3 separate regions of the Homo sapiens genome follow, and regions 1 and 2 are each linked to region 3. Evidence: chromatin contacts called from ENCODE Hi-C or POLR2A ChIA-PET data. All regions are on one chromosome and are shown on one strand. Each heading gives the region's core, a stretch centred on a gene start or an enhancer-like site at or near the end of the contact. The rest is flanking DNA. Distances are from core to core; before and after follow the strand shown. Region 1 overlaps TRIM37 (tripartite motif containing 37). Region 2 overlaps MSI2 (musashi RNA binding protein 2). Region 3 holds the start of DYNLL2 (dynein light chain LC8-type 2).

Region 1 (3,182 bases), core at 283-2,782, 920 kb before region 3:
AAGCGGGTGAATCACTTCAGCTCAGGAGTTGAAGACCAGTCTGGGCAACATGGCGAAATCCCATGTCTACTAACAAATTACAAAAATTAGCCAGGTGTGATGGCACAGGCCTGTTGGGAGGCTGAGGTGGGAGGATCATCTGAGCCCTGGGAGGTCAAGGCTGTGGTAAGCCATGATTGCACCACTGTACTCCAGCCTGGGTAACAGAGTGAGACCCTGTCTCAAGAAAACAAACAAAAATTTTAACATTATGCAGGGGGTGGAGTTTTAGTCTCACTTTTAATTCCCTTTCTGTGGGGGGTTCATTTTTCTATCCCAAGGCAGTGTTTAAAAATCCTCACAGGAAGCTCTCCAGGGCAACTGTGGTCCCTGACCCACTAATGAAAGTTCCTTATCTTTCTTTGTTTCTGACACTGTGGATTTCCTTTCTGCCTTTTAATGTGCTTGTTCATTAAAATAATGTTTTACATTTATATTTTATCTTGCTATTTGTAAGGATTTGTAGCAGAAAGATTTTCAGGTTTTCTTGATTGCTATCTTGCTGAAACAAATACTTTTTATAGAATTATTCTTTTAAAAATCAACTGATGTGGCCAGGCACAGTGACCTGTAATCCCAGCACTGTAAGAGGCTAAAGTGGGAGGATCTCTTCTCAAGCCCAGGATTTCAAGACCAGCCTGGGCAACATATTATAGCAAGACCCTGTCCCTCCAAAAAATTTTTAAATTAGCAGGGCATGGTGTCATGTACCTGTGGACCTATCTACTTGGGAGGCTAAGGCGGAAGTATCCCTTGAGCTTAGGAGTTTGAGGCTGCAGTGAGCTATGATCAGGCCACTGCAGCCCAGCCTAGGGTGACAGAGCGAGACCCTGTCTCTCAAAAAATAAAAATAAATACAAATCAACCGACATACACAAAAAAATTAGATGCCCAATTAGAATACAAACTATTATTAGAATTGCCAGAATTTCTAATATTCATACACCATGTGGATTTGTATAACACATTTATATTTATGTTTTAGGCTAGGGAATATAATTATGTCTATAATGAATCAGGATTAAAAGAGTTCCTGTTATCTCTTGTGACTGAAAAAAAAACAGTGTTTGATTTGGAAAAAAGTATTATCAGTATAATAAAATTAATGCTGGTTTCAAATAATAACTTTCAGGTACTATGGAAAGGGCAATTTTAAACTTTGAGAACAGAAATAAAACCACTCTAAATAGCTAAAGAGAATCGAGGTTTGTGCGGTTACTTTTGTCTTTGTTTTGTTAGTGTTTAGTTTGTTGAATTCTTGGCATTCCATGTAAAATTCAATAGGAATCTCAGTTTAGCAGATACGGAGATTTCTGTTTCCTTTTACTTACAGTGGTTTCTTTTCAGAAACATGTTCTCCTTCCTTCCTGCCAGGAATGAGTAGCGACAGTGACATTGAATGTGACACTGAGAATGAGGAGCAGGAAGAGCATACCAGTGTGGGCGGGTTTCACGACTCCTTCATGGTCATGACACAGCCCCCGGATGAAGGTGCAGCACATGATGTCATTTTACACAGATTACTAAAACCACCGCTGCCGCTTCTCTTTCTTCTTCTTCTGCTGCTGCTACTTCTACTTTTTCCGCTCTACTGCTTTTGCTTCTTCTGCTTCTACTTCTTTTTTTTTTTTTTTAATTATTGTCATTTGTGAGACAACATTCTTTGGTTAACTATTATGGTGAGTACTAAAAAAACACAGCCAGTAATATTTGGCTTGGTTGCACCTAATGAGTGCTACTTACTGGGCAGAGACGGGGTCCACAACCTGCTTTTGTATAGTCTGTGACCTGAGAATGGTTTTTACTTTGTAAAGAGTCTTTAAAAACCAAGCAAAAGAAACAAAGAAGAATTTTCTTTGTGGGTTTTTTTTTTCTTTTTTTTTTTTTTTGCCCCGAGATGGAGTCTTGTTCTGTCACCCAGGATGGAGTGCTGTGGCGTGATCTTGGCTCACTGCAACCTCCGCCTCCTGGGTTCAAGCGATTCTCCTGCCTCAGCCTCCTGAGTAGCTGGGATTACAGGTATACACCACCACGCCTGGCTAATGTTTTTGTATTTTTAGTAGAGATGGAGTTTCACCATGTTGGCCAGGCTGGTCTCGAACTCTTGACCTCGTGATCCACCTGCCTTGGCCTCCCAAAGTCCTGGTATTACAGGCGTGAGCCACCGTGCCCAGCCCAAAGAAGAATTTTCAAGAGAGTCCATTTGTGGCCTACAATGCCTAAATATTTACCCTTCATAGGAAATGATTGCCAATCCCTGGGGAGATTTCAGATGTTTGGGTTTTTTTTCCTTTTCTAGCCTACTGTAAGATAACTTTAACCTTTTAAAATAAAAATAACTTAGAAATACATGCAGATTATGAAATAATTTTTATTCCCTCCTACCCCCAAAAAAGTTATTAGGAAAAAAACAAGAGAAACCTACTATTAATATTTTCCCTTGTTTTCTTCTGTCTTATTTGCATTGCATTTCTTCTTCTTTTTTTTTTAGACAGAGTCTTGCTCTGTCTCCCAAGCTGAAGTGCAGTGGCACAATCTCAGCTCACTGCAACTTCTGCCTCCTGGGTTCAAGCAATTCTCCCACCTCAGCCTCCTGAATAGCTGGGACTACAGGCATGTGCCACCACATCCAGCTAGTTTTTGTAATTTTTAGTAGAGACAGGGTTTCACCATGTTGGCCAGCCTGGTCTCGAACTCCTGACCTCAGGTGATCTGCCCACCTTGGCCTCCCAAAGTACTGGGGTTACAGGTGTGAGCTACCATGCCAGCCCTACCTAAATATTTTATAAATAGTTTTTTATTCTGCTTTTTTCACTTAAATATATTTGTATGTTATTTAAAATTTCATAAACTTCATTTTTTATGGCAACCTAATATTCTATCATGTGGATATACCATAAGTATTCTGCTGTCAAGCAGTTTTCTGGAATACAGATTAATCAGTAAAAGGATATACTGTCAAGTTAGAGAAATACACATTTAAAGTTACCCAGAGGCCTTAATAATCAATCTGAACATTCCTCTGCAAGATATCCTGGAGTGACAACATTGTTAAGCCTATGCCATTTTCTGCTTTATATTTTGCATATTTTCCTGGTGCTCTGGTATCTTTTTCAATACAGAACCAAGCATTTGATGATTTG
Region 2 (3,244 bases), core at 40-2,539, 620 kb after region 3:
CAAGCTGAAGCCAGAGGCTCTGCAGGCTGCCTACTGGACCAATCTCAGAGAAAAGAGGAAGGGACAGGAACAGAGTGGCCTACCAGGAACTCTCAGGCTTCCAAAGAGTGTCCCAAGGGGCAGCAGCGTGGGAGGATGCCCTGCCTCTCCCCATCTCCTCCTTCCAGCTGAAGAGGCTGGCCCACACCCACACCCCGTAACGAGGCAGCAGTCTTCTTGCTTGCAGCCATCCTCAGAGAAATGGATCTAACCATGTTCTCCCCAATCTGACCCCCTACTTGAGATCTGTCCAGACCCTTCCAGAAAGGTGGCCTATCCACTTCTGCTTCTAAGACACCTCTGCTTTTCCTTTTTGTTTTTTGAAATAGGGTCTTGCTCCGTTGCCCAGGCTGGAGTGCAGTGGCACAATCATGGCTCACTGCAGCCTTGACCTCCCAGGCTCAAGTGATCCTCCTGCCTCAGCCTCCTGAGTAGCTGGGACTATAGGCACGTGCCACCACGCCTGACTAATTTTTGTTTTTTTCTGTAGAGATAGGGTTTTGCCATGTTGCTCAGGCTGGCCCCAAACTCCTGGGCTCAAGTGATCCATCTGCCTCAGCCTCCCGAAGTGCCGGAATTACAAGCGTGAGCCACTGCCCTGGCCAACTCTTTTTCTACCTCCAGGTCACTTCTTTCCTTCCTTCCTTCCTCAACTCCCCACCTCATCTCCCAAAATATCAACCAAGGAGACAGAACCACTGTGAGTCCAGAAAATATTCTTGAAAACACACACACACACACACATACACACACACACACACACACACACACACACGTTCATTAAACTGAACCAAACTACATGTGAAAGTAGACAAGGTGGAGACACTTTAGGGGTGACAAAATTCAGGTAAACTCTTCAGTCTGAAGTGTTCCAGTCTAAGGATCCAGAAAGTGTCGAACAAATGACAAAGAAGAGGGCGATGCTGGTTGGATAATATAGAGAATGAATGCACAGAACTGGTGTTGGAGGGTAGGTCTCAACTATTTAGAGAGGGGGAGTGCTCTGGACTGGGCACAGCAGATGTGCTGTCCAGGGCCAGGGGCAGAGCAGGGGGCTGGAGCAGTGGGTTCACACTGCTGAATGGATGAAGCTGAGGTTGTGATTGGACTGGACAGGGAAGGGTCTGGAAGGCCAGGTATGAGAACACCCCGGAGATTCTGATGGAGGCACCCCCATGTGAAGGCAGTGCTCATGGGGAGGCAGAAGAAGCCCCGGGCTGTTGGGGAGGAGACCCAGCCAGCTGGGAGGGCGGGGCAAAGCCTTAGTGGGTGGGTGACTAGGGCCTGGACAGGAGGCAGTCTCAGTGGGGCCATGGGGAGGGAGGCTGTAGAGACAGAAGCGGTGACTGGCTTGACAGGGGGTGGCTTTCTCAAAACTCTGAGAAGTCTCTAGGTTTTACTCATGCTGGAAATTCCCCAAGATCAAATTTTTTTCAAGTCATTTCAAAACTATTGGTCCTAGTCAGACAAAGGTCCTACTCACCCTGCCCACCACCCCCACTCCTACATACACAATGCTGGAAGGTCCAGCCCCACGCCTTCCCTCTCAATGCAGGCTTGACACTCCAGACGGAAAACAAGCCACCCTTGGCAAACTGAGCAGGCCGGGGTCCTAGCAGAAGGGAGAGGGCAGAGGGACACAGGTATCTATCTATATCCCTCCCAGAGCCCAGGACTAGCGTCCTCCAAGCTATAAGCAGGGAAAGGGGCACTCGTTGCGATGAAAACTGCAGCTCCTTAATCCTGAGACCTGTGGTGGAAGGGGCCCCATGGCCTCCACTGACATCCAAGCGGGAGTCTCCCAGCTATCACCATCCTCCGTTATGGACACAGGTGCCCAAGGAAGAGGGAAACACCAGGAGAATGTCTGAGTGCTTGTGTGTATGACAGAGACTATAACAGGAAGGTGCCGGCACAGCAGCCCTTGCAATTCACCAGGAAGGAAGGAACTCTGGCTATCCAGAGGCCTCTGCCACATTACAGACTTAATGGCCCATAATGCTTTGGGGGCCAACATTCCCCTCTTGATGAATTTCAACTCAGTTGTCTCTGCACTTCACCTAAATGGATTGCCTTTGAGGAGGAAATGCTTTAAGTGATAAGGCTTATTCAGGAGAATGTCCTGCTCTGTGCTGGAATATTTTTTGATCGATAGAAGGAAATTCTCCAAGTATGCAGACTCACATAGATATACCCTTTTTCTTGTCCACACTCATAAACCCCTGCTGGGAACTGCAGCCTACACAGAGGAGTTAGTCAATGTTCCAGAAGAAAAGTTTTGTCAGAGAAGGGCAGGGGAATCTAGAAGCTGCAAGGTGAGATGTCTGGGGTCACGTGGGCACAACACCCACCTCTGGAAAGGCAAAGAAAGGAGTCCTGGCAGGGGCTGGCAGCCCAGGAGGCACCTGTCCATCTCTGGTGGATGGCTGGGACCCACACAGTAAGGTGAACCATGAAGGGCCAGGCAGGTGAGGTGGCACCAGAGAGACACAGAGCAAGAGAAAGTCGGAGAGAACCCTAATCCAATGTGACTGGTGTTCTTACAAACAGGGGACATTTAGGCCCAGGCATGAGCACAGGGAGAGGGTTACATAAAGATGAAGGCAGAGATTGGAGTGATGTGTCTACAAGCCAAGTAATGCCAAAGACTGCCCGCAAGCCACCAGAGGCAAGGGGAGAGGCCTGGGACAGACTGTCCCTCAGAGCCCTCAGCAGGAACCAACCCTGCCCGCACCCTTATCTTGGACTTCTGGCCTCCCAAACTGTGGGACAAGGCATTTCTGTAGCTGAGGCACCCAGTTTGTGGTACTTTGTTATGGCAGCCCTAGGAAACTAATACAGAAAGAGAGAAGGACAAGAGGAAGGAAATGGGGTAATGGAAAAGGAAGAGTAAGAGAAGAAAGTTTATGCAGAGCTGCCATCTCCTTCTCAAAACCCAAGGGTTCTAGCTCACGTCTGTAATCCCAGTACTTTGGGAGGCCGAGGTAGCAGATCTCTTGAGGTCAGGAGTTTGAGACCAGTCTGGCCAACATGGTGAAACCTGTCTCTACTAAAAATACAAAAATTAGCCGGTGTGGTGGCTCACGCCTGTAATCCCAGCTACTCGGGAGGCTGAGGCAGGAGAATCGCTTGAACCCAGGAGGTGGAGGTTGCTGTCAGCTGAGATCGCTCCACTGCACTCCAGCCTAGGTGACAGGGCAAGAGA
Region 3 (3,149 bases), core at 396-2,895:
TGTTCAAGGAATGACTAGTTACGTGACCTTGGGCAAATCAACATCTTCATTTTAAATACTAATGGTTGAAATGAGATAAATGGGGTAAACTCAAATGGGTCTGAGCAAAGGTACAACAGCAGCACAGGGAGAAAGGTTCTTACATTATAAGGCTCTGTATAAGTGAAGAAAAACTAGTGTCACCTGGTGGCCTATTCCAGGTTACCACTCAGAAGGGGGCACTGTTTACAAACCCAGGGGTGGGGGTGGGGCCTGGTTAGACAGCAAAGTGAAAGTATGAAATTGGCACCATTTTGCCTGCAAGCTCACCTGCTCCACTGCCTCATTCCCAAAGTCCAAAGGAGCAACTTTGTTACAGTAATTAAAAGCCACCTTACTCTCCAGGAAAGAGCCTGCGGTTACATAATATTGGTCTTACGACTACAATGGCCCCCCAGGCATCTGAGAGAGGTGAAGCCCAACCCCTACCACCCCTGTCCAAGGTGCCGGTAAGCAAAGCACAGGAAGGTGTCCAGCCTAGCCCCTCCCTCCTTGGGAAAAAGCAAGGGACCTGGGCCTCCAGATAGGAGGAAGATGGCCAGAGGGCCCCAGGCCAGCAGCCTCAGTCACGAGCCAAGGCTCCTGTGAAAAGCACAAAGGGCACCCCAGGACAGCTCCCATCCTCTATTCCTGGTTTTGCAACCAAAAAAAAAGGCTAAATCTCCGAATGACACGGACCACCATCCCCACCCGCCAATACACACACACTTCTACTTCCCTCTTCGGGCTCTCCAAGTGGGCCGTATCCCTCCACTATCCCATCCTCCAGAGCGCTGCGGTCCCGAAGGGCAGCACCTGGGGAACGAGGAAGCATCCTCCTTCCCCCCGACCTCCCGCCCGCGCCGCCGGCCAGGTCCGCAGGCCCCGGCCGGTCGGCCGCCCTCCCCCACCCGGCCTGGAACAGCGCCGGAGTGACTGGGCGTCCTCGCTGCAGGAAGGACGCCCCAGAGGGTGGCGGTGGCGGCAGGAGGAGCCGCGTCACGCCCGAGCCCTCTCCACCCCCTCTTCCCCGGCCCCTGACATCAGGGGCCTCCACGCAGCGCAGAGAGACTCCCGGGGGCGGGGGCAGCGGCAGCTCCGCAGCCCGGGCCTCCAGCAGCGCCACGAGGGTGGCCGGGGCAAAGGGTGGCGCAGCCCGGGCTGCGCCGAGAGGGAGGGGCGGCGGGGGCGCGCTGCGCTGCCCGGACCGTCAACGCCAAGGGCTGCGGGGCCAGCCCTGTTCCAGGCCTTGGGGCCGGCTAAGGAGGCCGCAGGGCCACCGCGGCGAGGGCCGGGTCGTGTAGAGTCGCACGCGACGGACACAGGCCCGCCACCCGGGGGACGCCCCCACCCACCGCTCACCTTCACGGAGGCGAGTCCGCACTGGGCCCTGGGGAGGAGCGATGGCCCGAGGCAGAGCACAGGCAGGGGCGGTGTTCCCTGGGCTCCTCCTGCAGCTGCAGCAGCCGCCGCCGCCGCGGTCTCCGGCTCCCGCAGCCCGAGGCCGATCGCTCCCTGCCGCGGTCCGCCCTTGGAGTTTCGCCGGCCGCCCGCGCTCCGCCTCACGCCGCCCGCCCGCCCGCCCGCTCCGCACTGGCGCCTCACAGCTCCGCTCCGCTCTGCCGCTGAGCGCGGCCGACGCGCGGCCCCCGCTGAAATAGTGCCCCGCCCCCGCCCCCCCGCCGCGCGCGCCGCCGTCCGCGCTCCCCATTGGCTGAGCCCGCCCGGCCCCGCACTGCGGGCTTCTCCCCGCGCCGCTCTCGCCCCACATCTTGTTTCCTCCCACAATGCCTCGGGGCGGAGGGAGGGGGTGGGGAGGAGGAGCTGGAGCGGGTGGGGGAGGGAGCCGTGGCCTTAAGAAAGGAGAGGAATGCGGACCCCTCCCCCCGGGGCTGGAGAGGCCAGGCCTGAAAAGGAATAAAGAGACATGGTCCTGAGAGAGGAGGAGAGGGAAGGGTGTGGAGACCCCCAGTCCCAAGGAGAAAAAAGGGAGAGGGGGATGGAGATTTCAGACCCAGGGAACAGATGGGGCTGAGGTAGAGACCCCAACCTTAGAGAGGGGAGGAGATGAAGTCACCAGCCTCAGAGGAAAAGACAGGACACTCCCTCCTCCCGTATCTGTGAGAAAGAGAGGGACAGCCAGCCCTATGGAGAGGGAGAGGCATAGGAGCCCCAGGACTCCCTCCCCTCACCTTCCGGGAAGGTCCCTTCTTCCTCCTTTGTTCTTTGAGGCTGAAGGACCTAAACTCCCAGCTGGGCCCCCAGCCGGTATTTGTCTACAGGAGCAATGGAGACAGAGCCGAAGCAAAATTGATGGGGATGTGTCTTTGGTACGCAGGCCTCTGCTGTCCTTGCACATTTATGGCCTTGGGGTCCTGGGATGGGGGTGAGAGTGAGCGATTTCTTGTCGTCTGTCCCTGCCTGTCCAGGTAGACAAGGTTGGAGGAGAGTGAATAGAAGCCCCCAGAGGTGGTGCCTGTCAGAGCTGTGAGGAGCCTTCAAAAACCACCCATCCACACCCCTCACTTTATAAAGGAGAGAATCCAAGTACAGAGAGCCCTGCCAGATCCCGCAGGTCAGGCTTGACTTGCTTCTAGCTGAAAAGAGGTGCACCCAGGAAGCAGCCCCTCTGGAGGCTCAAGAGACTACTTCTGGGAGAGTGGGTGTGAACGTGCGCGTTGGGAGCCTGCCTGCCCTCACTCCATCCCACTCCCAGGAAAGATCCTCAGGCCTGCGGTTTTCTTTCTGGTCTGTTTTATACAGAAGTGTCTACCTCAAGGGCTGACGAGCCTTTATTGGGAACCAAGCATTTTGGCCATACAGTAGGGATTAAGAAGCTGCCGGGGATAGCTCCCACTCCCATCTTTTCCCCTTCGCCTCTCCAAACCATGGTCAGGAAGTCAGACTTGCCCTGGCCCTGGCCTGCTCTGGTTTGAAGCATCAAAAGTTAGTGTTCGTTATGTGTCAGGGGAAACCTGGAAAAATCATTCCCTCTGGTTACTGCTTTCCACAGTTCTGTCCTCTAACAACCTCAGTTGGGGGATTTCAGAGACCAGTTAAGGCCTGGGGTATCCCCTCACACTAAGGGTTTTCTGATGTCAGTCTTTGTGTTCATGAATGGGAGGCGTGGC

Evidence for each region. A loop is a pair of places that touch in the nucleus more often than their neighbours do. ChIA-PET counts read pairs that join two places held with the same protein, here RNA polymerase II (POLR2A). Pooled maps may share reads with other maps.
Region 1: a pooled map shows a loop between it and region 3 (8-fold over the local background). The contact joins the enhancer-like site here to the promoter of DYNLL2 in region 3. A Hi-C loop is called at or near these places in 2 of 50 pooled maps. POLR2A ChIA-PET finds 5 or more read pairs at or near these places in 2 of 52 experiments (T-cell and activated CD4-positive, alpha-beta T cell).
Region 2: a map with no recorded cell type shows a loop between it and region 3 (5-fold over the local background). The contact joins the enhancer-like site here to the promoter of DYNLL2 in region 3. A Hi-C loop is called at or near these places in 1 of 37 single-sample maps with no recorded cell type and 5 of 50 pooled maps. POLR2A ChIA-PET finds 5 or more read pairs at or near these places in 2 of 52 experiments (A673 and OCI-LY7).

Annotation. Positions count from the first base shown.
Region 1 is chr17:58,999,946-59,003,127 of GRCh38, reverse strand. It overlaps TRIM37 (tripartite motif containing 37), which reads left to right. Exons shown (of 24, transcript NM_015294.6): 23 at 1,414-1,530. Among named protein-coding and RNA genes, the nearest start is that of TRIM37, 110 kb to the left of the region's middle. RefSeq lists enhancers at 1,392-1,441, 1,492-1,731, 676-1,875. Within about 2 kb of position 1,532, at least 22 of the 41 ENCODE cell types and tissues checked have a DNase peak (open chromatin) inside an H3K27ac peak, as active enhancers do.
Region 2 is chr17:57,461,561-57,464,804 of GRCh38, reverse strand. The region is part of intron 6 of MSI2 (musashi RNA binding protein 2); the gene reads right to left. Among named protein-coding and RNA genes, the nearest start is that of MSI2-AS1, 150 kb to the left of the region's middle. RefSeq lists enhancers at 1,104-1,183, 1,284-1,603, 2,540-2,779 and a silencer at 1,483-1,777. Within about 2 kb of position 1,289, at least 2 of the 41 ENCODE cell types and tissues checked have a DNase peak (open chromatin) inside an H3K27ac peak, as active enhancers do.
Region 3 is chr17:58,081,915-58,085,063 of GRCh38, reverse strand. It overlaps DYNLL2 (dynein light chain LC8-type 2), which reads right to left and starts at 1,645. Exons shown (of 3, transcript NM_080677.3): 1 at 1,381-1,645. It overlaps DYNLL2-DT (DYNLL2 divergent transcript), which reads left to right and starts at 1,860. Exons shown (of 3, transcript NR_110809.1): 1 at 1,860-2,348; 2 at 2,448-3,149. RefSeq lists silencers at 856-985, 1,026-1,445, 1,486-1,545, 1,556-1,905 and an enhancer at 1,622-1,916.